Regions from separate parts of the Mus musculus genome. Here all the other regions are linked to region 1. Evidence: chromatin loops called from intact Hi-C (ENCODE). Cell type or tissue: heart. All regions are shown on one strand. Region 1 has its middle 130 kb from the start of 4930435F18Rik. Region 2 overlaps Itga2 (integrin alpha 2). Region 3 has its middle 110 kb from the start of Gm25985. Region 4 has its middle 170 kb from the start of Gm25985. Region 5 overlaps Itga1 (integrin alpha 1). Region 6 overlaps Itga1 (integrin alpha 1). Region 7 holds the start of Itga1 (integrin alpha 1).

The links. Hi-C counts contacts between places; a loop is a spot of excess contacts. Peaks named below come from ENCODE experiments on the same cell type or tissue, not always from the same donor. Only the 100,000 strongest peaks of a DNase experiment are listed, where the experiment ranks them.
Region 2: it touches region 1 in a loop (4-fold over the local background); 7 of 42 quality-filtered maps call a loop at or near these places.
Region 3: it touches region 1 in a loop (9-fold over the local background); 35 of 42 quality-filtered maps call a loop at or near these places.
Region 4: a loop joins it to region 1, with 10 times the contacts of the local background. A loop is called at or near these places in 11 of 42 quality-filtered maps.
Region 5: a loop joins it to region 1, with 7 times the contacts of the local background. A loop is called at or near these places in 19 of 42 quality-filtered maps.
Region 6: it touches region 1 in a loop (9-fold over the local background); 19 of 42 quality-filtered maps call a loop at or near these places.
Region 7: it touches region 1 in a loop (5-fold over the local background); 2 of 42 quality-filtered maps call a loop at or near these places.

The regions. Positions count from the first base shown.
Region 1 is chr13:116,710,114-116,714,113 of GRCm38, forward strand. No RefSeq gene overlaps it. Among named protein-coding and RNA genes, the nearest start is that of 4930435F18Rik, 130 kb to the right of the region's middle. In heart, a CTCF peak has its summit at 2,310; no DNase peak of the experiment used is centred here; H3K4me3 peaks cover 1,640 bases; H3K27ac peaks cover 1,022 bases; H3K27me3 peaks cover 1,292 bases.
Region 2 is chr13:114,830,109-114,834,108 of GRCm38, forward strand. It overlaps Itga2 (integrin alpha 2), which reads right to left. Exons shown (of 30, transcript NM_008396.3): 30 at 2,973-4,000. Among named protein-coding and RNA genes, the nearest start is that of Mocs2, 14 kb to the left of the region's middle. In heart, a CTCF peak has its summit at 1,556 (motif pointing right); no DNase peak of the experiment used is centred here.
Region 3 is chr13:115,228,887-115,232,886 of GRCm38, forward strand. No RefSeq gene overlaps it. Among named protein-coding and RNA genes, the nearest start is that of Gm25985, 110 kb to the left of the region's middle. In heart, a CTCF peak has its summit at 1,772 (motif pointing right); no DNase peak of the experiment used is centred here.
Region 4 is chr13:115,285,051-115,289,050 of GRCm38, forward strand. No RefSeq gene overlaps it. Among named protein-coding and RNA genes, the nearest start is that of Gm25985, 170 kb to the left of the region's middle. In heart, a CTCF peak has its summit at 2,500 (motif pointing right); no DNase peak of the experiment used is centred here.
Region 5 is chr13:114,992,715-114,996,714 of GRCm38, forward strand. It overlaps Itga1 (integrin alpha 1), which reads right to left. Exons shown (of 29, transcript NM_001033228.3): 13 at 1,080-1,223. Among named protein-coding and RNA genes, the nearest start is that of Itga2, 63 kb to the left of the region's middle. In heart, no CTCF peak of the experiment used is centred here; no DNase peak of the experiment used is centred here; H3K27ac peaks cover 471 bases.
Region 6 is chr13:114,985,199-114,989,198 of GRCm38, forward strand. It overlaps Itga1 (integrin alpha 1), which reads right to left. Exons shown (of 29, transcript NM_001033228.3): 16 at 2,405-2,571; 17 at 932-1,068. Among named protein-coding and RNA genes, the nearest start is that of Itga2, 55 kb to the left of the region's middle. In heart, a CTCF peak has its summit at 2,122 (motif pointing right); a DNase peak (open chromatin) is centred at 2,263; H3K27ac peaks cover 408 bases.
Region 7 is chr13:115,099,418-115,103,417 of GRCm38, forward strand. Itga1 (integrin alpha 1) reads right to left here and starts at 2,547. Exons shown (of 29, transcript NM_001033228.3): 1 at 2,054-2,547. The coding sequence starts at 2,114. In heart, CTCF peaks have their summits at 262, 2,263 and 3,545; DNase peaks (open chromatin) are centred at 164 and 2,484; H3K4me3 peaks cover 3,092 bases; H3K27ac peaks cover 2,245 bases.

The DNA of each region.
Region 1 (4,000 bases):
AGAAATTTCCTAGATTTTTAATGTTTAGAAGACAAAACATAGTCTTCCTCTTTAATTATCTCCTCTCACATTGCTCCAGGCAAAAGGAAGAGGAAGGAAGAAGAAGATTTAGATTGGGGAGCGACCGAGGAGTATTCTTCTAAATCTTTTAAAGTGGCTTTATTATTTTATTTTATTTTATTTTTACCTTTGGGATTCTTTGTTATTTTAAGGTTCACTTGTAAGACTCTGGACTCCACTCTGAATAAAACATTTTTGTTTTGTTTTGTTTTAGCTTTCCAAGCTGACATAAGCGTTGGATCATCAGGTTTTCCTTTGTCTGCCATCGGTGTAAATAATAGCTTTGAGATTAGCTAATTAAGGGGCATTAATCACTGATAGAAAGGGAATAAATCAAAGCCTTGTTCTAAATTTCAAACTTGCCCGTGTAGATGTGCATAGCTGCTCTATCTGCAGCAGATAGGTGCTGTTTGAATTACTGGTCTTCAGAGTAAACCAAATCCACTTCACTTTTAAAAAATGAATATTGTATTTATACAGCCTGGCGGTGTCGTTACATTAAGCCCCCTCCCTTTCTTACTCCGTTTCATAAACACAGTGTAGACCACAGCTATTATGAGTTAAAAAGAGTCACATCCGTGGCTTTCCCCCTTAGTGCTATGCTTACCTTTTTGAGAATGGAGAGGTCAGCTGGAGAGGGGGAGAGAGAGAGAGAGAGAGAGAGAGAGAGAGAGAGAAGGAATAACCTAAAAGTATAAAGACAGAAGGATGATAATGTGTGTGGAGGCTTGAGGCGCGTTTTGAATCAGAAAACTGTTTCTGTAGAAGTTTTCAAGAGGAGTGACAGGTACAGTCCCTAGGCCACATTCTCTGAGCCCTTCTGCTTAATACCTTAGCACTCATTAGGTTCTGCTTTGTGAGAAAGGAAGCACTGAGGGCGGTGTGGGGTGTGTGTGTGTGTGTGTGTGTGTGTGTGTGTGTGTGTGTGTTGCTGGGTGGACTACGGCATTAGGGATGCACACTGAAGCTTGGGAGGCTCCATTCTCAGGTCTGCAAAGATTTGGGAGTTTGAGTCATTTCGTTACGGACCAGAGAGATTTTTTAAAAAATAAGTACAGCCATAAAACGGCGAGCGGGTCCTTGGAATAAACTGAAAATCTAAGTCCTCAGAGCCAGTCAACACAACACAGCAGATAGTACAGCACCAGACAGAGACCTGAACGCTCTTAGCTCCGTGTCTGTGCTCTGTGTGAGCGCCGCCCTCCTCGACCTTTGCGCATAAAAACTTGTGAGTTGGGGTTTCTCATATTCTCTTCCTCCGCCTCCTGTTAGGCCATGTCTCCTTTTAGCAGCGACTCCCAGCTGAGGACCCAAGTTCAGAATCTTCTCTATGTATAGGACCGAAAGTCAGAGTGGTGTCCCAAGGGCCAAACTGGAGATCTAACCTTCCTGGAAGGTCTCCCTTGGAAGATCCTCCCTCCCTCCCTCAGCCCTCCAGTCTGATGTTTGGAGAAAATCTCGCTTCCCAACCTCCGAATCTCATTACTCGGTGGGTTCTGTCCTTGACTGAACAAGCCTGGCTGCCAAGGGCAGGTGCCAGTTCGCTGGAGGCTAACCCTGTCTAACAGCCCCGGCTGTGCACCCCCCTCCCCCGCCCCTCTGCAGCTGCCCTTACTTCCCTTTTTTTAAATCTTTTAAAAACTCCAGAACCCTCATCATTTTTTTTAAAGGTCCTCAACGTACCGTGTTATTAAAAAAGAGGCTCTGGATCTGCAGGGGCGTTAGCAACCCAGGGGGCTAGGGGATAAGGGGACCGGGGCAGGCCCCGGGAAGAGGCATCTGGAAAGGAAGGGGGGACATTTGCATAAAGCTTTGTCTTGAACGGGCCGAGGGTTATAACGCTAATTACTCAAGATTAATGTGAAGATCGGTCTCCATTGCTCACTAAGATTTATTTAAACACCGAACTGCTGGAGGTCCAGGCTGTAAACCATCCCACCCGGCCTCGGGGCGGGACTTTCTCCTTGTGTGAAGTTTTTTTTATTTTATTGTATTTTTCCAAGTCCACCTGAGACAGAATGAGAGCTGAGGCGGGGTGAGAGGGAAAAGCCATTCTAGAGGATATTGTTCTCTAAAGTAACACCTCCGGGCCTCGGATGTATAAACAGACCAAGTGCATTTCCCAGTCTTTTCCCTTTGCAGACTTTCAAATGAAGGAAAAAAAAAAAAAAAAGCAACAAAACAAAACCTTTTAGCGTTGTTGGTACAGAGCGTAAAGGAGCAAACTTGGTGCTGGCGCGCCTCCTAGTGTCTTCAAAGGGAAGAGAAACCGTAAAGGCACGCTGCTCCACTAAGAAGGCATAGAGCCCTGAGCTGGCTCCTTCATAGGATTGCTGACAGTCATGGGGGCATGACTGTTTTATGCTGAGCATGCACACGCACATACATCCGCGGCTGCGCCCAGGATCACAGTCAGAACTTCCGGTATTCCAATTCAGACTATAAGATCGAAAGTCATCTTCTCTCAAAATATGTACCTCAAGGTAGGGAGAGTGGAGAGCCCGTAGTTAAAATTTTTCTGACTTTTCCAAAGTACTATCAGACTAGAGCCCAATTTTTAAAAAGACGTCGATTTAACACTTAATTTTTTAATGTATCTTATTTGATAGATATTATTTCCCTGTAGAAACCCTCAGGATTGCTATTTCTCTTTAGGTTCCTTGGAGATGTTGCAAAGATGATATTAATGTATGGAAAACTGAATTTTGCGCTTTAGTATCAGGCTGTGACTTGAAACAACTGGAGACTTCAGAGAATAATTTCCTGCTTTGCTGCTTCTTTCCTTGGGGGTAAATTATGTTGTGAGGAACTTCAACATCAATAAAACAACGACCTTAACACAAAGCTACTACTGAGAGAAGGGCTAGAAGAAGCAGTGGACTGTAAGCCAGAAAGCCATTGACTCCTTTTGGACAAATAGTTTTCCCAAAGGAGCCTTCGTTTTCTGTAAAGGGCATAATCCCAGTTAGCTTGCTAACACATCTTCTGCACTCAGAGAAAGTACAAACTCCAAACACACAAAGAACAAACATGGCTTTACTGAGAAGCCTGAAGATATTTTTATGAGGTGTTGAATTCATTTCCCGAAGAGACAAGTCATGCAACCCAGATTTTTGAACTTTGCTTTGAAGTGTGGATGATGTTTAAGGTTTTTACAATATCCTTAACAACATTTTTAAAAATGTTAGTTTTCATTGTCACTTAAAAAAATTCTCATCTGGAATATTTAGGCAAAAGAGAACCCTCTATAAATAAAGTGCTTTCCTTTTATGGTAATTTACACAAGGATTTGAGTCATAAAGGAGCTGGGGGAAAGATAGGGCATACAAATAACAGCAATGATGGGAAATACACATTTCTGGGTATTTGTCTGATTCCTGGTATCACTCTGAGAATTTTATTAGCCAAGACTTGAACTTGTAAAGCCATGGTTTCACTCTGAAGATCATTTGTCCCTAATTATCCCCTGCCTTCCCTCAATTTACTAGAAGGACAGGTGTCTTTTTTTTTTTTCTTTGCAAGATTTTGTTAAAAACAAAAGTCAACATCTTTCAGGAATATACAACTGGAATTCAAAGTCTCACTGGATAGGACCACAACTTAAAACTACAGTAGAGCCTCCTTAATTACCTGATATATTTTGGGGTGACATATCAGGTACATGGTGACACTGTATTAATCCTCCTGATATACTGTCTCCACCTACAGTCAGAACTGCACAATTAGAGATTCTGATGAAGCAGAAGGTGAAAAGGAACAAGTTTTCTGAGGTATTCTTCAAAATGTATCAATTTATTGGCAAATATTCCTGAATGGAAGAAAGAAAAAAATGTCCATAAAGAAGCAAGTATTTGATGGTTGTCTTATTTAACCAACTGCTCTGCAGTCCAACCATAGGTGTCACCTTACATGCCCACTTTAGTTCAGGAAACTGGAATCC
Region 2 (4,000 bases), 1.9 Mb before region 1:
TAGAGATGATCTCAGAGTGTGAAGCCATCATAGTCTACATAGCTAGTCCCAGAACAACAGGGTTACACAGAGAAACCCTGTCTCAAAACAAAACAAAACAAAACAAAACAAAGACAAACCAATCAACAACAAACAGATTGTCCTATTCAAATGTTCTTTAAAAGGACCTTATTGAAGATCATGTTTTTAAAGAACATAGAGCAGTTAGAAATGGTTTTAAAGAATTGTTCTATCATTAAGTAGGCTTTATACAGTGTGGGACCCAGCCTGTGCTTTTAAGTCTCTGGCACGCAGATGTAGGATGTGACCTGAGACGTGCTGGAAGAACCGGAATAGAACCTCGTTGAAAGTTTGCAGGGCCCAGCACTGGAATCCAACAGATGATCCACTATTCCTTACCGTAGCAGGAGTGGCAGAGCGAACTGGTTCCTGAGAGATGAAGGGGCTGACGTCATCCTGACACGCAGTAGTTGCCAGTTTGCTCTTAAAGCAGGTAGAGGAATAGTTTTAAAAAGGAGCAGCGTCTTTTACAGATTGCTCCCTTTGGACTGTGGCTGTGGTTCTGAGGAGACTTCCCGCAGGAAACACGACCATCGTGAGCTCATGTGTATGCTCATGTGTATGCTCCAGATGCCTTGAGTGGTAGAGAATGGACAGGCTCTTGTCTGCACACGAGACAGTAGCAGATGTCCACTCATTGACGGCATCTAGAGCCTCTAGATTTTTATCCTTTGAGTAAGGTCATGCAAGGTCACAATATGGCTTCAGAATGTTTTGAGAGAAGTGGTTACAGAGCCGTCATTTGGGTCCTGGTTTTGACAGTTTGAGTGTGAATGCCTGGGCTAACAGGATGTCTGGGTGAGGCTTGAATCTCGTTTCTTTACTCCCCCTTCATAGTCCAGGCCTCGTGGATTACAGGCATCACCTAATGGCCACGCTGCCTCTGCCTCTACCACTTCCAGCCTAACACATCTTCCTAGTGAGAGCTTCTCACAGGTACTGGGACCCCAGGTCCCAGAGTTACCTCTGCGATCCAACAGAGTAGCCTTCCTCCCAGCTCCCATTCTGCTCCAGGCTTGCTGCTTTGCTGAGGCTGGTGTGGGCAGGCTACACCTACCTTTCCTAGGTTAGTCTTCCCTCTGAGATGTATGTGCCCTGCTTCTCTTTCTTCTAGTCTCTGAATGTTATCTCTAAAGAGAGCCTTCACAGACTGCCCTGCATGAAAGTGGAATCCCGTCCATCTCCTCTGTCTCATATTTGCTACGGTACCTAATGCTACCTGAAGTACTGCATGCAGTAGCTTATCACCTCCGTTAGCCTCAGCTGCACGAGGTTCACCAAGGTGCCTAACCAGTGCATGAGGTTATAGTATGTTCTCAAATACTTACCGAATGAATACTTGTGCTGTTGGCTTCACATACTGTGTCTCAAATGGAACACACTTGACATGGAAGTGGTACCACATACAGATGTGAACCAGCATCTGATTAAATTTAATTGGGCAAGCAATTCTAGACTACTGTGTGTTGTAATTAGTTGGATCATCCAACAGAGGGCAGTAGATGCAGGGCTATAATTGTGACTGACTTAAATCCTGTATTGACTTGAATCAAAAAGTTTAGTTTATTGTAGCCATTCTATAAGGCTGGAGTGGTCTTTAAGTGAGACCTAATGTCTGATCTTTAATTGCTATCTTATTAAAAAATGAAAAGTTACAATAGCACCCTATTAGGGAGAGACTGTTAAGGAATAATAATAATAATAATAGCACCCTAATAGGGAGAGACTGTTAAGGAAGTGTTTATACTTTTTAATACTAATATAGAATTAATAAATATATAAAATAATAAATAAATATATAATATATAATATGTTATATAATTATTTATATAAAATTATATAATATAATATAGAATTAATTAATTAATTATATAATATAATATAGAATTAATAATAAAAATAGTAATAATAAAATAATAATAAAAATAATAAAAAGTGTTTATAATTTTTAATACTAATATGGAATTAATTTATAATTAATTAATTTAATACTAATATAGAATTAATAAGAGGAGTCACTTACCTTTTACACATGAATAAATATAAAATTATACAGCGACCTGTCTGGGACAGATGATGGCTTTGATAAGGTTTAAATACCAGCATTGAGAAGCAGACCACCCTGACCAACTAACTGTTTGCAATTGACATCTGTTGGGACATTAATGGACATTAATGGAGTGTCACTCAGTTTATCAACCACCCTCCAGGGCAGACCCTGTGGTGGTCAACACAGTGGATTCCATGCTTTTTTGTGCTACTTTTGTTTGTTTTATTTTATTTTATTTTATTTTATTTTTGAGAGAGAGAGATAGAAAAACACAGATAAGTAGGGAGGTGAGGAGAATCTGGGAAGAGTTGAGTAAGGGGAAAGAATATCTTGAAAATACTTTGTATGCAACTTTTTAAATACCAGAAAACTAAAACCAAAACAACCTTTTTCTTCCCTCCAACATTGTATCTTAAACACAGTTTCAGTGTTTGGTTTGGTTTTGTTTGGTTCAGGTAGAAGGCCACATGAAAGAATGCCTGATACCTAATTGGGAGCTATTTTATCATTGAGAGGAGGGGCAACACCCTCAAACTTTTCCTGAATTTTGCAGCAGTCTGCCATGCACACAGTGATGGCAGTCTGTAACTGTGTCCAGCTTTAATCTGCAGTGTGCTCATTTCAGTGTGTTGAAGTTTTGAAGCACTTAAGCCCCTCCCCCACTTAATATTCAAATGTTTTAATTGTGCTTTGCAGGTTGCAGCACATCAGGTGCTTTCATTTTCTGTGAGAACAGAAACTTAGGCAGCTGACAGCTCGAGTTGCCTAGAATTAAACTTTGAATGTGTGCTGAAGCGAAAGCAGTCCCTAAGACGTACTGATATGTGTAGTGTTGCAGTAAGAACCCAAGGAGAGAGCAGCGTACTGTCAAAACACTTTTAATGATACTTAACAACAGGGTATGAAAAGGATGATTTACAGTTAAATAAAACGTTTCTGTCTGGCTCTTGGGCTTTTCTTTATGTCAATTACTACAGTTTGATTGTTTTTAAGAAGTCAGATAAATTCACTAAGTTGATACACAAGGAAATACATCCATCTTATATACTTTTGGTGGAGAGAAAAATGACAAGACACATTTAATTAAAACCAGCAAATATTACATCTTACCAGGAGTACTTATCAGTTGAGAAATAGGACAGTTTCCTCTTTAAAAAATAGACAATTCTAATACAGCTGTGCAATATATACATTTACGTCTCGGCTTCCTTTGCCAAAATCAAGTACAAACAATACAATCTATATATTTACACAATGGCTATGTCTTTATACTTTAAAGTAGTAAATATTGTACTTCCAACTTTCCCCCCATGTTTATCTTTTGCCTCTGGATGTTTTTCCTGCTGATGGCTCCGCCCTTCCTGAAAGTACATGAAGGGTGAGTCCCTTTTGTGTGTAGAGTTGTTCTCTGTGTGCATGGAGATAGATGAGGGAGCTCAGCTGAGAATCCTGCCTTCTGTTCAATGAAATCTTAGTGAGATTTTCACATGTCGGGTTCAGCTATGTATCAGGAATAATCACTGAGGTGACTAGAGTAAATTGGCCTAGTTGTCTTTATTCTTCACAGTTAAAGAGGCAAGTTTCACTGTCGTGTAAAAATAACACTGCTAACTAGAAAGGCATCTGCCCAGTTAGACGGTCATAGCTTGCTGCTACAATGAGTGCTGTGTGACTTTTAAGTGAGTCCCATTTCTTTATTAGACTGTGTCACTGTGTTGCTGTCGTGTGGTGGCCATGCAAGAAGCCACTCAGGTTCTTAAGATCACATTTTGTGATCTACCATTTATGAGATGTATATTTTACCCTGACAACTTTGAGTCCTATAAAGCAAAGCTGTGGTTGAATGGACCACATAATTTCCTCTCAAATACAATCTACCTGACCCCCAAT
Region 3 (4,000 bases), 1.5 Mb before region 1:
AATTCAAATCTTATTATATTGTTCTAAGTAAAATTCTGTTTTTAACTTTCCTTTTATTAGGGACACAGGAGGGCTTTGTTTTCTTAATTTATAAAGATATCTCATTCAAATCAATTGTGATAGAAAAGAAAAGCATTCCTACCCAATAAGGCTAGAAAACTGGATTGTCAAACTCCACCCTTCCCTCTCTGACAGAGTGTGAAGCTAACTCTGGTTGCTCTAGAGTTGGGGGTGGGACAGACCGGTGCGAGCACCGAGGCGGCCATTGTTTCTCATTTCCAGGTGTGTAACATCTGGGGAATGTGAATGGACTGGAAGCACCCAAACAAGGAATTGTGACTCTTCCCTTTACAGCCATCTTTAAAAACGAGCATCCATATTCAGGGGCTCTTCATTCTCTAAGGAGGAGGCCTCTAAGCCAGTATCTCATCAACGGAGTTTCTGCCGTGGAGAAACACTCCCACAGTCTTCTGCTGCCTCCCGCATTTGAGCAACAAGAACAAGTATGTTCCAAGGAAAAGTTTCCCCGAGTGCAACTTTATTAGTAGTGGTTGAATGTAGTGGGCGAAAAAGGAAAGGGGGGGGGGTGGAGAAAAACATTCATTGGGAAGGACTGTGATGGGATGGGGAGTTGGGGGCGGGGTGCAGAGCAGGAATGGGGAGATGGAATGTGGGTATGACCTGAATGTATCGTATACACGTATAGAATTCTCAAAGAATACATAGAGGTAACCGGATGCATAGGTAAAAGAAGATGGCCTTATCTGACATCAATGGGAGGAGAGGCCATTGGTCCTATGGCGGCTCCATGTCCCAATGTAGGGGAATGCTAGAGCAGTGAGGCAGGAGTGGGTGACTGTGTGGACGAGCACCCTCATAGAGTCAAAGGGGGAGGGAGAGCGGGAGCGGTGGGATGGGGGCTTGTGGAGGGGAAACCTGGAAGACGGAGATCATTTGAAATGTAAACAAATAAAATGATTAAAAAATAAAAAGAAAGGTGAACATTTATTTGTCTCCTGTTGTTCTAGAATTAGATGGTACAGTGAGCTGTGCTCTGTAGCGCAGATATTGATTCATTTTTTCATGAAAGTTGTTAATAACATATTTTTTCCTAGCCATGGAATTTTATGCAATGCTCTCTTTGAGCTTGGATCATTTGACCCAAGACCTGCTTACCACACTTGTTTTGTATTCTGTGAAGGTTTTTTTTTTTCTTTTTAAATTGGCCTTTGACTGATCCCTGCTAGCATTGTCACCTACTATGTTACAACATTCACACAGGAGCCAACCTCCTCAGAGGTGAACAGTAATTCGGACTCAGTTATGAATAGAGATAAATCAAATTATATCACTTATTTTGAAAGAAACAACAGAAAGAACATGCAGGACTCCGGTTTGAGACTACAGGTTTGACATCCCCCACTTAAACAAGAGTAAATATAGTGTGATACAAGAGATGGGGTGAACTTCTGAGAGCAGAAAATGAAGCTTTGACACCACTGGGGCACATGGCTGTCAATGAGTAATATCCTTAACAACTTCTCTTGTTCTCGTTTGTGAACGTAGCCTGTGGGATTGCAGCTGCACTATTATAACATTTTATGACTTGCGGCAAAACCGGACACATCTCCTTGCATTATTTTCATCCTTAAGATATTTTCCGTGGCGCCCACAATGGTATCTGGGACTGACAAACGATGGAGGTAAATGAATGACATTTTCTACAAGAAAGCCTGCTCACCGATGCTATTTCCAGATGCTATTTCAATCACGACCACCAGAGGGGAGTATTTACCTTGGAGTCACGATTCTCTTCTCTAAGGAGGCTGCAGGAGGAATTGAGCTCTGTTTTGTTTTGCCTGGGCTGCTGCTTTGTAGAAGTGGTTTGGTCCCTTGAACAGGGAGCAGTTTTAAGTGTTGTGTATCCGTCTATACCCAGTCCACAAGCGTTTCTTCTGAAAACTTTTGAGTCCCCTTTCTTCCAATTCTGCGTCGACATGATGCGTCTGGGTAATGGGTTCCTTTTCAGACTTCATAATTGTATATGGAGATGAGAGTGAGAAATATACTTCAAAATTTTCACTTTGGTTGATGCAATTAGTGTTTTATTAAATAGGGACAAAATCTCGAAGTGGATTGCTTTTAATAAATTGAACCTATATAATTAGACAATGTACTCTTAGAAAATAAGGAAATACTCTATCTAAAAGATAGAAAACACCTGAAATCTCTGTTGGGAGAGATAATTCCATGCAGAAAGGTTGTGTTTTTTCTTACAAATGGAATACAGCAATCATAAATCCAAAAAATAAAGGTCTGGGATAAGCTGGGAACGGAAAACAGCATAGATTCGGGCTCCTCGGCTTTCTGACTACAGGACAATGATTTGTGCGAGATAATCTCTAATACTAGGTCTACAGCTAGCCTTCAAGACTACTTCCAGTCGTTGTGTTCTCATGAATGTGGTTTATATAATTCTGGAGTTCTCACCGAGTCTGTACAAAGATTACTTTGATACAGAAAAGAAATGGGCTGGAAATGAGGGTTCTGCAATTAAGAGTCCTCGTTGTTCTCTCAGAGGACCTAGGTTTAGGTCTCAACATCCACATGATGATGACCTACAGCTGCCTGTCATTGCACATCAGACAATCAGATTCCCCGTTCTGATCTCTGAGGAAACTAAGCACGTGTGTAGTGCACATAAGTATGTACAGGTACCCACACATACACATCAAATAAAGTAAGCAACTCTTTAAAAAAAAGTGTATCTTCTGTCCTTTTTGAGAGAGACTAGTTCTACCCCTACCTTCACCACATTGCTTGAAAACTGGTATTTGGTCTTGAACTTCCTACTGTCTGTTTTTATAAGGGAAGAATAGAGACTCAAGTGGACATAGTTTAGAAGTGGTCAAACGGTGGTGTTATATGTCTGGTTTCTGTTCCATGTTTGGTAAAAACCAAGCTAGTGCCTCAAACATTTCAAGCACAGAATGCACACATTTTTATGAAATTGCTCAGCCTTTAGAAGAACATATCTTCCTTGCTCTAGTGGCTTCATATTGTGGAGAATAGGAACTTCTTCTTCTTGTGACTAAGGGATGCCTTCCTTGCACTCTAATTACTAGAGATAGTGTTTGAAGATACTCTTTGGATGATTTCAAAACAAAAATCAGCATTTCTAGCCAAAGTAACCCAATATGTAATTGCTTGAGACCATACAATTCTATTCAGCAGATCAAATTCTACACAAGAGAGCATTTGGCAAGCTAGGAGTAGAACAGAACGCTGCGCTCCACTGTTCCAAGGAAAAGTTACAATGATTTATTCTTCCCACACTCTATGGCACAGAGTCTTTGAGCTCTGATTATGCTCTTGTTAGTATGTTGGAGCAGAACCAGAACCGTATTCTGAGGAATTTATCTCTTTTTTTTTGTCAATAAGGGTTTTCGTGACCTACCTCAGTGTGGAGAGGGGGTGTCATCTATTCAGTAACATCTTCAGTAGGTGTTTTAATTACTACATGAATCCTACTCAGTGATTATCAAAGAATGGGATTTTTGCTTTCAATCAGCAGCTCAGAATATCTGCACTATAAGCTGTAATTTTGAATTTTATGCGGTTCAGTTTCTACCCAAGTCTTGGTTTTGAGAAATTATAATCAAAGAGGATTGGCAAAGCATGAGATTTATTTTAAAAAATCATATTGCACAAGCAGCTGAAAGAGCTAGATGCAGGTATTTGCACCCAACCAATGGACAGAAGCAGCTGACCCCTGTGGTTGAATTAAGGAAGGCTGAAAGAAGCTGAGGAGAAGGGCGATCTTGAAGGAGGATCAGCAGTCTCAATTAATCTGGACCCCCGAGATCTCTCAAGCACGGGACCACCAAACAGACAGCATACACCAGCTGATATGAGGCCCCCAATGCAATACAGTAGAGGACTGCTGGGTCTGTGCTCATTCAGAGATGATGCACCTAACACTCAAGAGACTGGAGGCCCC
Region 4 (4,000 bases), 1.4 Mb before region 1:
TGCTCAAGAACATTTACCATGGACATTTGTCAGTTGCTATGTTTGTTTGTGTTTTAAATACCCCAAATCACTATTGGTTCTTACCCCGAATTTTCAAGATCTATTTTATGTCATATGTAACAGAAAATGGTGCTCTTCTACAAAATCAATGCAAATAACCCAGGTATGAAGCCAATTTTTTTTTACAAGTTAATTTTTTTTTTAAACCAGATCCTTCCCTCAGGTTATGTTGATTTCCTTTGGCATCTGTAGTGTGTTACATGGCCTGCCTCAGGTTAATCTTAACCCTAACACTTAAATCCTGTGGTCCGTTTTTCTGTTGTCCTTCAAATAATCTATTCTTTAATCAGAGCAGACAATCCAACCTAAATTATTAAACGTAAATATATTTAATTTACAGAAATATATTAAACTTAAAACTGTACAATGCAATGTGCAAAGAAATATGAAAATGCAAACAAATAGGGGTTTTTCCCTTATAGTCTCATTTTCCAATTCTTAATTGTATAAATGATAAAATACTCTGAAAGTAATGTCTGAAATACATACTTAAATGTCATTATTTGATAATAGAATATTTAAAACTACTAAACAACAGAAAAAAGGAATAAATGAAATTTTGTTTTCTAACCTTTATTTCATAGAACTTTTTGTATTATGAGTGGAGAATTTAATATGAGTATTGTACAATTGCCAACATCTCATAGAAAGCAACATATATACATAACTAAAAACATTTATTCAATAAAGTAATTTAGAATTTTCATTAGATTTAGACTACTGTAGAAGCTAATATATGCAATGAGGTCATTCTGTCTAGACAATCTCTATTTAATTTTCTTACCCCAAATCAAGCAAATTGCTTATCTATAGATCTAGGTTCACTCTTCAATATCCAATATGGTTAGTTGCACCTGGGTGTTTTGACTTCCACATGACCACGTGATAATTTAGCTTCATTTATACCTTGCCATGATGACCTCCTTTGAAAACATCTTTGTTATCTAAAAATTAGACCTCAGATAATACAACTGTTGTCAATGAGTTGATAATTTTTCCTCAACATCTGTGTCAATATATTGAGCTATTCTTCTGAAATAACCATTAATGAATAAATTATGTGGGCATTTATATCATATATATTTGCATATACATGTAAAAATATTAAATGAGATGAAGGTTTGGATATCAGTAAAATACTTATCAATATTTATTCATATGACAAGTAGTTTTGATGTGGATTTTTTAAAGTGTGAAATAATATAAAATTGGACTCAAGTGAAGATTATTGATTTTAAGGTTTTATTAAGTATGGAGTAATTGTGTATTTTAATGACTATAATCTTTTTACATCCAGTATATAGTAAAAGCTATTGGTCATTGCTGTTGTTGGGAATTATTGACAGATGCTCTTGAAATGTTTTAATGAAGCCAAGAATTTAACATTTTTCTCTATTTTGGGAATGACTAAAGTGATACTCCCCCCCCCCCCCACACACACAGACACAGGAATTTACAGGCAGTAATTTATGCAACACACAGTGAAAGAGTTTAATTTTGTGAAAAAAGATTTCCTAAAAGTTCTTTGAAAATGATGTCAAAAAGCAGGGTCGGCTAAAAACTAATTCTATTCCAGCCTGAAAATTTGGGGCCATGTTAGTGGTGCTCCAAATCCACTAATGCCTTTGTTTGCTGTTTGAGACCTGCACGTTGGGAGGATTTCATGATGATCCACATAAATTATCCTTATCAGAGTTGCAAACAATTTCTCTCCAAGCGGGGCCATGCTTCTGAGAAATCCAACAGGCATCAGGTTTAACTGATGTTGTCCATCTCAGCAAAAGCATAGACAGATACTGCATTTTGTTTATTTTTGCTGGCCTTGGCTTGTGTAGGTTCATCTCAGATTCATTATTTAGCCTTAGAGGTCTCTACAGATTCAACAAGCATTTGTTTACCACCTTGGTTGGCATTAATAATCTTTGTTAATATTTTACATTTCCCAAATGGTTATGAGTATAATAGAAATGAAAATGTACTCAACATTTCTCTTAATTATGGTATATTTAAGGCTTGCTCAGGGTTTTTCATAATTGAACAATATGTTTCAAAAACAGTTATGTACAAATTACGTCTATTTCATTTTATATGCAAATTTGCACTTATACAACTATGTAACCATTTTAAGGCTTACATGAAAACTCAAATATTCATGAGAAGAGTAGTATTGTCATTTGTTGCACTATCACCTAATCTGGATTTCATAGTAGTTGAAGCAAATATACTTTTATTTAGTATGACACTAATTCTCTGCAAATTTAATTGTGTGAATCCCTCAAATTGAAATGGTTCTCCATTTATTTTCTTAGCAAAAAAAAAAAAAAAAAAAAAAAAAAAAGGTTGATTGACAGTAACGCTTTTGTTTCTTCTGCAGTGTGGCAATGATAAGATGCAGACAACTGTTAAATACCAGGGGTACAATAAGAGCTTGCTTCACTTACTTATTCCAAAAGAGGGCAGCACACGTCTGGTTTATATGCATCTTATATGGATTTATGTCTTTCAGCCAGTAGTTTTTTTTTTTCTTTTTTCTTTTTCTGAGTAATCCATTCCTATTTTAAAATTATACATTCCGTTCTACTGCTAAAGTATGAAGAAAATAAATATATGATGAATAACAGACACTTGTGAAAATGCTTAGAGAAAAGAAACAAAAATCTTACCAAAGAGGAAATATAAAAGTGACAAAGGCCAAAACCTCTCCCTTCATGTTAAGTCATGTTAAGACTTTCTGTGGCACAAAGCAAAAAAAAAAAAAAAAAAAAATTCAATCAAAACTGAAATATTTTCATTTCATTTTTCTCTTTTTCTCATATCATTACAATTAATAATCACTGAAAAGATAGCCTGGTTATCCATAAAGAATCAACATCACATGCTATAAAATCAGCTCTGTATTTTTTTTAATCAGCGTGAATATAATTTCTAGCAAAATTTTATCATGGGAAAAAAAAAACACTTTTTAAAGTGACAAGCGAGTTCTGAATTTCAGCCCAGTTCAAAGTGTCAGCAGATGCCAGGTATGAAGACCTGCTCTTTGTTGAACTTTTGAGCAAATCTAGACCTGAACGGACAGGAGAAGAGGAAGCAGCAGGTACTTTTCACAGTTTCCCCTGGCACAAGCTATACCTGAAACTCCTGTTCTTTATACACTTGAAGAGTTGTCCTTCCACACCTTTGTGCAATGGCTAATATTAAAAATATCGTGCCTGCAGTTGTACAGCTCCTTAGTAATGATAATAAAATAATAATTTATTTTTAAAAATTAATTTATTCTTTACACTCCATATTCCATTCCCCCCACCCACCCTTCATCTGCTCCACATCTCACACCTCCTCCCCACCCTCCTGTCTCCACGTGGATGTCCCCACCCCACCCCACCTGACCTCTAAACTCCCTGGGGCCTCCAGTCTCTTGAGGGTTAGGTACATCATCTCTGAATGAACACAGACCCGGAAGTCCTCTACTGTATGTGTGTTGGGGGCCACACATCAGCTGGTGTATGCTGCCTGTTTGGTGGTCCAGTGTTTGAGAGACCTCGGGGGCCCAGATTAATTGAGACTGCTGGTCCTCCTACAGGGTCACCCTCCTCCTTTGCTTCTTTCAGCCTTCTCTAATTCAACCACAGGTGTCAAATATCTGTCTATTGGTTGGGTGCAAATATCTGCATCTGACTCTTTCAACTGTTTCTTGAGTCTTTTGGAGGGCAGTCATGATAGGTCCCTTTTTGTGAGTGCACCATAGCCTAAGTAATAGAGTCAGGCCTTGGGACTTCCCCTTGAGCTGGATCCCACTTTGGGCCTGTCACTGGACCTTCTTTTCCTGAGGCTCCTCTCCATTTTTATCCCTATAATTCTTTCAGACAGGAACAATTATGGGTCAGAGTTTTGACTGTGGGATGGCAACCCCATCCCTCACTTGATGCCCTGTATTCCTGCT
Region 5 (4,000 bases), 1.7 Mb before region 1:
ATTCCAACAGACTCTTCTTGATGAAGCTAAGGCTATAATTAGTTGCATGTTTTCTGACTTACTAAAGAAGCAAAAATTAAGTCCTCCATTGTGTGCCCAGGGCCCTGCTTCACCACAGCATGCTTCTTGGCTAAGAATCTTTGTTCATTCTCCACCTAAGGACAAAATTTACTCTGTTCAAACAGCAAAGGCTGCCTGGAGTGGAGGAAAACAGACACTGCTAAGAGAGAACATATTTTCTTGGAGAAAAGAGAGAGAGGGGGAGAGAGGGAGAGAGGGAGAGAGGGAGAGAGGGGGAGAGAGAGAGAGAGAGAGAGAGAGAGAGAGAGAGAGAGAGAGAGAAAGAGAGAGAGACATCACAGTTTCTTTCCTCAAATAATCGCACAGGAGAAAGCCAAGGAAAAGATAGGATGAAAGGTATGCAGTCTATGATTTAAAATAATTACCATACAAGAAAAAAATTAAACCAAAACAAACAAGCAAACAAAAACACAACACAAACCTGGCCACTGGCCTGTCTGTAAATTGCAAATATCCTTTTAATTAGTAAGGTAAAAATTACTTCACACAGCAAATGATGTCTAAAATTAGGACTGAAATACAAATCTCTCTCCACCTGGCTACCAGTTTCGAAACCCACTGTGTCTCCCAGGAAGGACCTGGTATCACTGCTACTAAGTTGATTCTGGCTATTGCCATGGTAACCGTGGATGTCCCTCAACCTATGCAGGCTGGAGCTCATAAATAGGTTATGAGTAGGATATTTACCACATGAGCGTTATTTGCATTTCTGTTACTTACCTTTCATATTCTGGTAAAATAAAAAGAACAAAACAAAACTCTATAGTAAGAACAGAAACAAAAAAACATATTTCATATGTTCAAGCAAAACAGAATTAAGGTCTGAAATTAGTTAACTTGGATTCTAAATGTTTCTTTTGAAACTGTGAAATCGAATGGGCCTAGCAAAACTTCTTAGATCTTTTTTTTTTTTTCTACCCGCAATGCATTCGAGCAGCATTAGTGGAACTAGGGGAAGGAAGGCATTTTCTGGATTCATCAACCTCAGATGTCATTACCTGATTCACAGCGTACACGTACACCTTGCCCTGTTCCTCTTTCTCTGTCCCCATATACATGGGAGCCCCGACGAGAAGCAGATCAGTGTAAGAATCTTTGTCGATGTCAATTGTGGTTAAGACGCTACCAAAGTAGGATCCGATCTAGAATACAAAACAAGCGGGCATGAGATCTCGGAAGCTCACCCGGAAGCGGAAGTCTGCGGGTCTAGAAGAGATTGCGAGAGCTGGTGTCAAAGGCAAAGCTGGTGTCTTATAAAACTAATTGTGCAAACCAAGTCTTCTCTAGGCTGAAGGATGAAGTGGTCCTGACTCTGAGAAGGACAAAGGGTGAAAGATTTTAGTCTAGAAGTTAGAGACCTGCCTACCTTTACGTCTATCGCTACTGTCTTTGCTTTTCCACATATCAGACCAGGACTACAGTGAAAAAGAAGAGATTGTCAAAGGTATTCTGGTATCATCAATGTGTAAATACGGTAACGTGGGAAGGTGCAATAAATGCGTGGAAGTAGCTAAGTCCTTCGGCAAAAGCGCAGAGTATGCTGCATCTTGGTCTCTAAAGAGTGCTTACTCTGAAGTGGCTACGTTGTGGTTCAACAGCTACGAGGGATAGAAAAATAGGAAAAGATTGCCTGGGCAATCCTCTTGAACAACATTTTTAAGAAAATGATTTCTTTTAGCAAAGAACTGGCATCACACTATCTAAATGCTTAAAGCTCTTTTCACGTATTGGCCTGCATTGAATACTTCACATTCTTCATGTTTCTCTTACAGATATTCCCGTGCAAGTGTATTTTTGTCGCTGCGCATATAATTCTGCATCTGTGCCACATATAACTTTTTTTGGTGGTCTGTGAGGGATTGAGACAAGGTCTTCCTCTGTAGCCCACGCTGTTCTTGGACTTGTGGCAAGTCTCCTGTCTCAACCTCAGACCACTAGGATTAGAGGTGTAAGCTACCATGCTCACCATAGACAGCACTAGTTTTCTATCCCTGAGAGCTCCTTTCTCTCCTCTCAACCCCTAAACAACGGCCTGTCCCACAGAGCAGACTGGTCCTTTCTTTGGGTTCTCCTCGGCTTGATGAAGATACTTCTGCCATGCTCTCACTACTTTGCTACTGCACACTGATTGTCTCTGGGCTCCAGGCTCCAGGCTAGACATAAATGTGAGGAGGGATTTTTTTTTTTAATGTTCTTTCAGTGATTCTCTAAGGTACCATTTCACAGACATTTGAAAGGCTTACAATTTTTTTAAAAAAATTTAAACTAGTTAATAATGATGATGATAATAATAATAACAATAATAAATGACTCTGTGCGTCCTCGCTCTGCTGGACATCCATCCCTAGTGTCAGAGGTGTTCTGGAGCTGAGTGTGAGCTCATGAGCTGCCCCGGTCCAGTTTCCCTCTTCTTCAATCTTAGCCCTGGCAGCTTCTGTCATTAGAATTTGTGTTGTCACAGGGAACAGGTCGAAAGATATAGTGTTCTTAAATCACCACAACTTCATGAATGATTGAGCTTCTAAACCTGGAGCAGCCTTTTTTTAATTTAATTTAATTTAATTTAATTTTATTGTCTTTTTTTTCTCTTCAGAATCTAAACAGTCTCAAAGAATTTATTGCTTAAAGCAAATGATCTGCATTCTCTTTTACTTGCATAAGAATGTTCACATGTTTTACATTCCCCTTTACTCACAGACGTCTTCAGAATGCTAACAGACTTGAGTTGTCAACAACAGGATATCATTTTTTCCTACTCTGCTTCTCTTACATTCATTGACTCCCATCTCTTTTTACCTCTTCTCTTTCAATTTCATAATATTAATTAACCATCTTAGGTTCTTTGTGTGTCACATTTGAGCTCTACCAGTGGTCTATTTTATTGTTGATGAGTTTATGAGATACAATGAGTTTAGTAAATACAAGTTAGTACATACGGCTAAATTAATAAGAATGCTTTAGCCTGAATATGAGAGACTACCTCTGACCCCTCTGAGATTCCTCTGGAGTCTGCTGAGAAGAGTCTCCCTGAGCTGCTGAGTGATGCTGATGTAGGTGAAAATAACTTCAATTAGAATGTGACATTCAGGCTGGGTGGAGTTAGAAATGAACTCTGTGTACTTAATGGGGCTTCTCAGACTGTGGTGGCCCCTGTGAGTTATGGCTGTACTCTCATAAAGGACACGGGTCCTCTGGGGCCCAAGCCTGTCGCAACAGGGCTGCCTGTAGACCTACTCAGTCTGACTCTCCTGATACCTGGGCTACAGGTTAGAATGGCTGCAGCCAGGATTCCCACAGAGGAGGAAGATCTTACTCAGCCTTGCCTACCAAAACCTGAGCAGATCCTGCCCACCACATCCTTGCAGATGGTGGGATGAAGTTAATGAATTCTCACTGTGGCATGCTTGGAAAACCCATGAAACTAAGGGGAAAAAAAAAAGACAAAAATCTATTTACTATTCAAAACTAACCGCTGAATAGCATAGTTAGACATTTTTCAGTCTAAAACACTATACGTATTGACATTTGCCTATTGTGTATAGAGTTTCCTAACTAATTTTAAATATTTAAGGGTATTTTAAAGAATTTTCCAGTTTTACATGGTGCATACAATTTCTCATTCCTTACAGCAAGATCTGGTGTTTTGAGATGGGTCTTTCAAATTTGAGCCAGTTTAGTCTTTCAAAGACTGAAGAAGTTCTTGTCTACATCCTTCCTCTCCTTTTCAGGTCAGCAATGCTCACCTCCTGTGACCTTCCTGGACCAATCCTAACCCAAAGCTTCTATTGTCTGCATGCACCACCAACACAGTTGGCAGTTTTATGCTTCTTGATGTTTTAGACCTTAATATTTCTTATATATATATTGAACATAACCCCATGAGACATCTGCTAGCTGTACGTATCTGCCTCTGCCTCCT
Region 6 (4,000 bases), 1.7 Mb before region 1:
CACTTGTCACTGCTGTCATAGTCACCGGATGCTATGACTCTGTTGTGGCATCCCTCTGCTGCTGTGGCATACTGGAACATTCTCGTCGTGAACCTAACCTGACATCACCTTTCAGCCAGCCCTTGCTTCACTGAAGTGGTATACCATGTTTGACAGGTATACCTGTTTGACAAGGGTTATAGGGAAAGTGGAGGCACTAGACTATGACAGGGCACTCTCTCGAGCTCCAAAGAGGGACCTGATATTTCCCCTGCCTGGATATACCACCTGAGCTATGTGGCAAAAACGTTGATTCTCTTGAGACCTGGTGCCAATCATCAGTTTCCAATACTTCTGGGAAAGTGGCTCACTTTAAGAAGAGCAAACTCTTCAGATGAGTACTTTACTCATGTATATCTAAATCTACGGAATTTTCCAGTGCATAATAATATGGAAACGATGGGAATGTGATTAGTATTTTCCATTTCAGTAAGAACCATAATCTGTCATGTCAAAAACAATGCTGTGAACTGCCTCAGTAACCCTATGACAATTTTTATTTTATTCTGATCCTCTGAGACTAAATGAATTCTCCCCCCTCCCCCAGTAGTACAGAACCCAGGGACGCAGGGATACAAACTGTATCCCATTCAGCTCCAGACAAAATGTTCAAATAGCCAATATAAGGCAAAGAGATCTTGTAACATTTGAAACTAGGCGATTTCTTTTGTCATTGGTCCTTGGACAGAGCGGACATGCTGACCTTGTACACATGGCTGCAGTCACCATCAGCAGCCTGCAGCCAGATGTGTCTGATGCTCATCAAATTCTATACAAGTCCTAACTCGTCAGTTCTCAGTTCTTAATAACCAAAGAGAAGGAGTGACTTCCCATGAGTGCACGCAACACTCGCACGTTGGAGAAAGGCAGCTGTAACACAGGATTTACTTGCCAACATGTAGAAGGAGTGCCTGATGCATTCGGATTCTCGAACGGTGAGGTTTCTTTGAATCCTCCTTTCCTGAGTTCCAGAAAAAAAGCTCCGTGATATCTGCCTCAGCGAATCAAGGGTGACACGGTACTGCAGATCTACAAAGAGGAAAGGAAAACTGATAGACACTCACCTGATCTACTGTGTTGAACTAGCGAGCAAAAGTTCGAGCAAGTGAATCAGTAGGAGATCCTACACAAAGAAGACCTACATTGCTACGATAAAGAGATAGAAGCTCTCATGGGCATAACCTCAAGGGAGTCTATAGAATGGCTCTCAGACTTGACCATGCACTGAACATTTACGTTATAATTATGTGTAATATATGTATGCACACACACACTCACATAGGCATACATGTGAACTCTGATTTATTAACTAAGTCTTCATTTACTCAATTTCTGTTTTAAATAATTTTTATAGTTTAGAGATACTGGAAAACTGCCTGGAATACTGATTGACTTCAAATAAATTTCAATAGAAAAGAAAATAAACAATGACCATTTTTTTTACCATCTTGTAGAAATGCGTCAATTAGATTATGACCAAAACACTAGGAAAGTCCATAAAATAAGCAAGCCACAGTAAAGAATGTGAGTGAGTCCTTTTTCTTTATAAGAGGACAACAAATCTCCTTTATGTGCTTTATTAAAAAATATAAAATAGTGTTGCATATGAAAGCCTAAGTCTTTATGGCTATCTCTGCATTTCATTTGCCTTTGAGTCAAAAGACTATCAGAGAGGCACAACCAGAGAAACTTAAGACAGTTTAATCTTAAAGATTAGTGAGTTTCCTTATTGCCTTTGTATTTTGTTTGTGGAGTAAACCACAATTCTGTAGCCAATGGCCCTCACAGTTTGACCCCAATGTATTTCAACATCAATGAAGACTGTCTTAGAAAGCTCAGAACACCAGGCAGAGGGGACACACAGGTTGACACAATACATCCAGCGTCCCCCCCCCCCCGCCTCCGCCACCAAACTATAACCCCCCATATGTGGCTAAAAATAGAAGTCTGATCTCAGTGGGAAAAGAACAATGGGATCAGGGCTGGGGCTGGGGAGGTGGTGGGGCAGGGAGGGGTATTTGTCATTTGAAATCATCAGGTCATCTATAATACCAGCCTTTCCCAGGAGGGGGCAGTAGAAGGGAAATGATTCTTTTTTAAATGCTATCTGTGAGTGTTTATAAACATATGGGGAAGCACAGGAAAACATGGAATTTTGAGGTCATTGTGTTCAGATATCTCTTTTCTGCTGCGGAGTTGACTAGGCTCCCACTATTGTTCCTCCTGGAGCAGGAGTGGTTTCAAGGGTGGACGCACTCACTGGGCAAATGTCATGAGCAGTTTATTATGCTTGGGAGAGGCCATCATCCTGGAGCCAATGAAGTCTCCGCTGCCCCAAAGTGCACGCGACAACCATAATGCTTACCAGCCTCGTAAACTGAGTCTTCTTTAGACTTCAATTTCACATGAAAACACATTGTAGCATTTATGCATACTGTTTCTTTGCCCTCCACACGGCAGTTTTTCTTTTGAATATTCACTTTGTTGGGTTCAAAATTCATGGTCACTTTAACTACAGCCACATCTCTGGCCCTGCAAACACATAAACAGTGAGATGACTCGCACATTGTTGCATTTAACTTGCTAGGGTAATGTGGGTGCATCAGAGGACACTCTGCTTTGTATATTATATGTGCTTTCACGACTATTGTTCTGCAATGATTGTTTGACTGAGAAAAGATTTTATCTCCTGTCCTCGGAGACCCCTGCTGTTTAGAGCCATCTCAGATGTTTAGTTCAAAGACAGAAGACTTTGTACCAAGTGGCCGGGTGTGAGCTCGGAATCAAAATGGTATTTGGGGGATCTGTGAGTTAGTTTCCAATGAGGAAATGGTTCAAAGGCATCTAGAAAACTAGTTGTCCCTCCAGCACCTCCCCCCCCCCCCCCCCGGCTTTCCCTAAAACTCTAACACTTCTCTGTTCTCTGTTCTGTGACACGGCCTTGCTTTTGTTTCTTGGGAGAAGAATGATGTTTGAAACACTGAGAGTGTGTGCTGTTTCACGTAACTTCCAAGTTACTTTAAAACTCCAGGAAGAAAACAGTCATGTTTTCAATTATGTACTGTCTCAAGTAGCATGATCAAACCTTTAATGTTCCCGTCGTCTGCCTAGGGTGTGAATCATCTACTGTCTGAAGTGTCCAGCTTTACAGTTTAATACAACATCATTGTTGTATTTATTTTTTTTTTTTACATTTCTGTTTTTTTTCCCCCACTCCTTGTGTGTACGCATATGCACGCAGAGAGCAGCGGTTGATGTTAGGATCTTCCTTCATCGATCTCAGTTGCTCTGTGTCTGAAGACAGTCTTTCTTTGGATGGAGAGGTCACTGATTCAGCTAGGCTGCTTGGCCTGTGAACAGAGGGCTTCTTGTTCGCCCACCTCTCCTGCCCCGGGTACCAGGTGCATGCTGTCATGCCTTCTTTAACGTGGGCGGTGTGACTGAGAATCCCTGAAAAGAAGCTGTACCTGCAGAGGCTGTCTGACTGACGGGAGCTGCTCTGGTGTGGAAAAGCTGCCAACCTACAAGTCCACAGCCCGATTACCTTAACTTGGCCTAGTTTTAGCTCAACTCTGCTACACAGCTCATGTTCTGTAACTAAAAGACAAAACCCTTTCAGGAATCTATTAACTAAGAAGTCCGGTAGCTTCAAGCCGACCTAAAAGCTAAGAATGTCCTCAGATGATATCTGAGGCCTACAGGGGAGACTCTCCACTTTGCTGTAATTGCCAGTCTGAGATACCTGGATTTATGACTTTGTTCTCTTACTGTAAAATTCCACAAAACTGCTTCCACATGGAAACCCACTCTGTTAGGGAAGAGTTAAATGACTTGAATTCCCAAGACTCATATTTGCTTCAAAATAAACCAAAATAAGTCTTTAACTCCTCTGAAGTGAGAGCTTTTTCTTTCGTTGACAGTGGAAGGAATCCACACTTGGGCCCTCATGTGGTGGTGCAAG
Region 7 (4,000 bases), 1.6 Mb before region 1:
GTTAACAGTGTGGAACCACCAAAGACGCCCTTGCCCTAATCCGTGAAAGTTGAGCGTATTACCTTTGAGGAGAAAGCAGACTTGGCAGAGAGATTGAATGGGCATTCCTAAAGAGGTACCGAATAAATGCAGGGAGGGACCCAGGGCAGGTAGACCTGGAGAAGATGCGACCATGAAGCGGGCCAGAGAGGAAGACTGAAAAACTGCATGTCAACTTTTGAAAGTAGCCTCAGGAAGTGGAAGGAAACGCCCTGGTGGGGGGAGTGGGGCATGATTTTTATCACAGTGTGACTTAAAACCTATAGAACTGTAAAACTGTAAATACCGTGTTTTAAGCCAATAAATCAATGGCAACTTATTGCAGCAGCAATAAGAAATTGCCTGAATTTGGGCAATCTGTTGAGAAATTTGGATTTTTATCTGAGAGGGCAATCTCGAACTACTACAGATGATCTACTTCAAATAGATACAAGAAAAATATTTGGTAGGTGGGTCCGAGGGACAGTTTAAGCTCTGTAGCATCATTCCTAAATGGATATGTCTGTAAGACTCCAGATTAACTGCTGAGTCCATGGTTTTTAAGTATGAGTAACTGATAAGGAAAAAGTCAAACCCGGGATACTTAATGCCTTGTGTCTTGTGGAATGGACATAAATACACTAAATATAAGGAACCTGTCCGCCCTGGGTCAACCATGCTCTAAATATTATACACTAATAACTGGAGCGTACTTTAGAAAAACCTGCCGATCGGCCTCTTTTAACTCTCATCTTGGATTCAGCAAAGCATGTCATACCAATGTATATGTGAAACTGTAGCTTTCTCATCCCCACCCCTCCTTTTAGAGAATATGGAAGTTTCGTTTGCACACTGACTGAATGGTTGGTAAAATGGGGAGGAAAAAAAAAAAAGATACAGCTTGAGTAATTAGTAAACAATTCCGATTTTGCAAAACATCAAGATACAATCTCTGAAAGTTAGGGTTGGAAGGGACTCACAAGCCAAGCTTGCATCAAGGGTCAATGCAGGAGCCGGTAGGTTAAAACCACTCCTTGGCCTAGAATGCTGTTTAGAAGTCACCACTGTTTGGATTCCTGGGCATTTCCTGAAGAGTGGGAAATGTTGGGATGAAAGCCCGTAGCTCGTTAACTGCCCACACCACTTTACTATGACAGAGGATGGGCTTATTAAAACTCCATTTGGAAGTGAATGTAAGGGTTCTCAGTGCTTAGCCGTCCACTGCAGGGTTAACTGGCCCTATGTAATAGTCCAATGTGAAATTAACTAGTTAGGCACGCCAACAGTGAAAACAATCAGGCAATTGAATATCATGTCCTGTTAAAGAAAGCTACTAATTGAAGAACTAAAGAAGTGATAAACTGTGCTTAAATCCTTTCACTTGGACACCAGCTCAGTTTCCCTCCCCAACTGGTAACTACAATAAAGGCTGTGAGCTTAGCTACTGTTAGGGAAATCGGAAATGTCCCCACATTTCTCTCAGTTGAATAGAACACTGCAGTATCTTTTAAGAAGGTACTGCACCTTCTTAAGAAACGCATTTGTATTTGAAAGACAGCACTGCGACATTTGGGTGCTAAACATTCAATTTCAAAATGTTCCGCCTCTTAGGAGCTAACGTAGAAACGTCATATTGGGACAAGAAGTAGATTTGTCTGGCATGCCTGTCTTTCCTTGTTCTTTGGCAGAGAAGGTCCTAAGTATTAAAAAGGAAGAAAATGCTATCAAGTTCACTTCTGAGCAACCCTAGGGCAGGAACTTTGCACACTAATCAGACGCCTCCGGTTACTCTCTCCCTTGCAATAATTCAAATGCCTAAAACACAACGCACAACTTAAAAACAACTTTAATTAGAAATGCCAGATGTACTTGGAAAGTTCTCAGCACCTCCTCCCTCACGCGGGCGCTACCTTCAGTCCTTTGAACTGACAGCTGTACCTGAGGTCCCCTCTGGTTTGCCCTTCTGCTATGTGTGTCACCCCTCACCAAAGCCCCAAGCCCCACCAGAGATGCTCAGGAAAGCAGGGTCGCTCACCGGTGAGAAGCCAGATGCAGGCTACAGTGACCTCTAGGCTAGCAGGACGCCTGGGGACCATTGCTGGAGTGGCTGCTGGAACCAGCGACGTACTGGTTCGTGGGCAGGAGCTGGCAGGAACAGGCAGAAGCCAGGCGCCGGCGACTTGCGCTCTGGGTCACTCGGTGCGGTCTCCGCGGGTGTCCGGCAGCGGCCCCAGCGGCTGCAGCGCCCTGGAGCGGTGGAAGAGTAATTTCCTGTGTTTTGGTCGAATGCTGCTAAGCCCGCTCCACGCTTCTCAGATCCCAGATGGATTGCCACATCTCCCGCCCCTTTGCGCTCAAGTCTCTGAAATCTCACTGGCAGCCACCCAGGCTCTGTCCGAGACATGGACAAATAAAGCCAACTTCGCGGGACCGTGTTTAGGCTAAAGTCCACAGGCAGCAGCAAAGCAAACCTTAAAGGGACATCTGCCTTTCACTGAGAGGGCGATCTTGCTTCACGAACCAAATCCCAAAGGTGGTTGGAAGGCGGGGCTGGACATTCAGGAGGGTGTCGCCAGTCTAGTAGCCCCGCCTTCGCACCCCAGGACTTCTCCCGGATCTGGGTAGAAAGGGTACTTTCAAAGTGCCCGGGCTTTTACTCCTTGCTGGGAGGCTGCTTTCCTGTGTCCAGCTGCGCAGAATGGATCAGACTCGCAAGGAAGTTAGCCCTTTTATGCTAGCGGACTCAGGAACTTGGCCTTGGAGCCTTCTCGCCTCCAGGCATCCTGGCCACCGGCAAGCTTCTCGGAGGGCTTTCCTTTAAGTTACAGAGAGCTTGCCTCTTTTAGAAGACTCCTGATTAAAGGCAGTTGTAGATAAAGGGTTTTGATGGGGAAATCACAGTAAGACAGCCAGGAAAAAGGGAGAAACTAGACTGGGGGTGGGGAAGGAAGAGTTAGGGAAAGGGGGTGGGGAGGAAGGCAGTCTCCCTTGAAATGGAATGTGGACTATTTTGTCTAAGCTAAATTAGGATGTTTGAACGTTGAGAACTTGCTCTAATAGAAGCCAAGGTATTGTTTTAGGTTTTGTTTAGTTTTCTCCTTCTCCTTCTCCTTCTCCTTCTCCTTCTCCTTCTCCTTCTCCTTCTCCTTCTCCTTCTCCTTCTCCTTCTCCTTCTCCTTCTCCTTCTCCTTCTCCTTCTCCTTCTCCTTCTCCTTCTCCTTCTCCTTCTCCTTCTCCTTCTCCTTCTCCTCCTCCTCCTCCTCCTCCTCCTCCTCCTCCTCCTCCTCCTCCTCCTCCCCCTTCTCCTCCTTCTCCTCCTGGCTTCCTGTGCCTGGTCACTCATGATCCCTTCTAGCTTCAACAAATATGTGTCATTTTCAAGTGGCTTAGCACTTTTGAGAATTTCAAAGAAGAGGAAGGAATGGATGAGTGGGGTTTGTGGTTAGAGCCCCTTGCAGAAATCAGTCCAAGTTAGCAAATACTGGGACATCCCTGTCCAGAGCAGGACAAAGTAGGAGAAGGGTGCCACCCAAAGGAGGACCCACTGTCTAGACTACAAGGCAGGGAGCATAGATAGGGACTGGGAGTGGGGAGGGCTGAAGAAGCACACAGGTATCACTAAGTAAACTGCCAAATAGAGAAATACAGAAGCGACAAGGGGAAAGGACAAATGTTAAAGAAGTCTGGTGGCACACGCCTTTAATCCCTGCACTTGGGAGGCAGAGGCAGGCGGATTTCTGAGTTCGAGGCCAGCCTGGTCTACAAAGTGAGTTCAAGGACAGCCAGAGCTATAGAGCTATATAGAGAAACCCTGTCTCAAAAAAACAAGAAGAAGAAGGAGGAGGAGGAGGAGGAGGAAGGAGGAGGAGGAGGAGGAGGAGGAGGAGGAGGAGGAGGAGGAGGAGGAGGAGAAGGAGAAGGAGAAGGAGAAGGAGAAGGAGAAGAAGAAGAAGAAGAAGAAGAAGAAGAAGAAGAAGAAGAA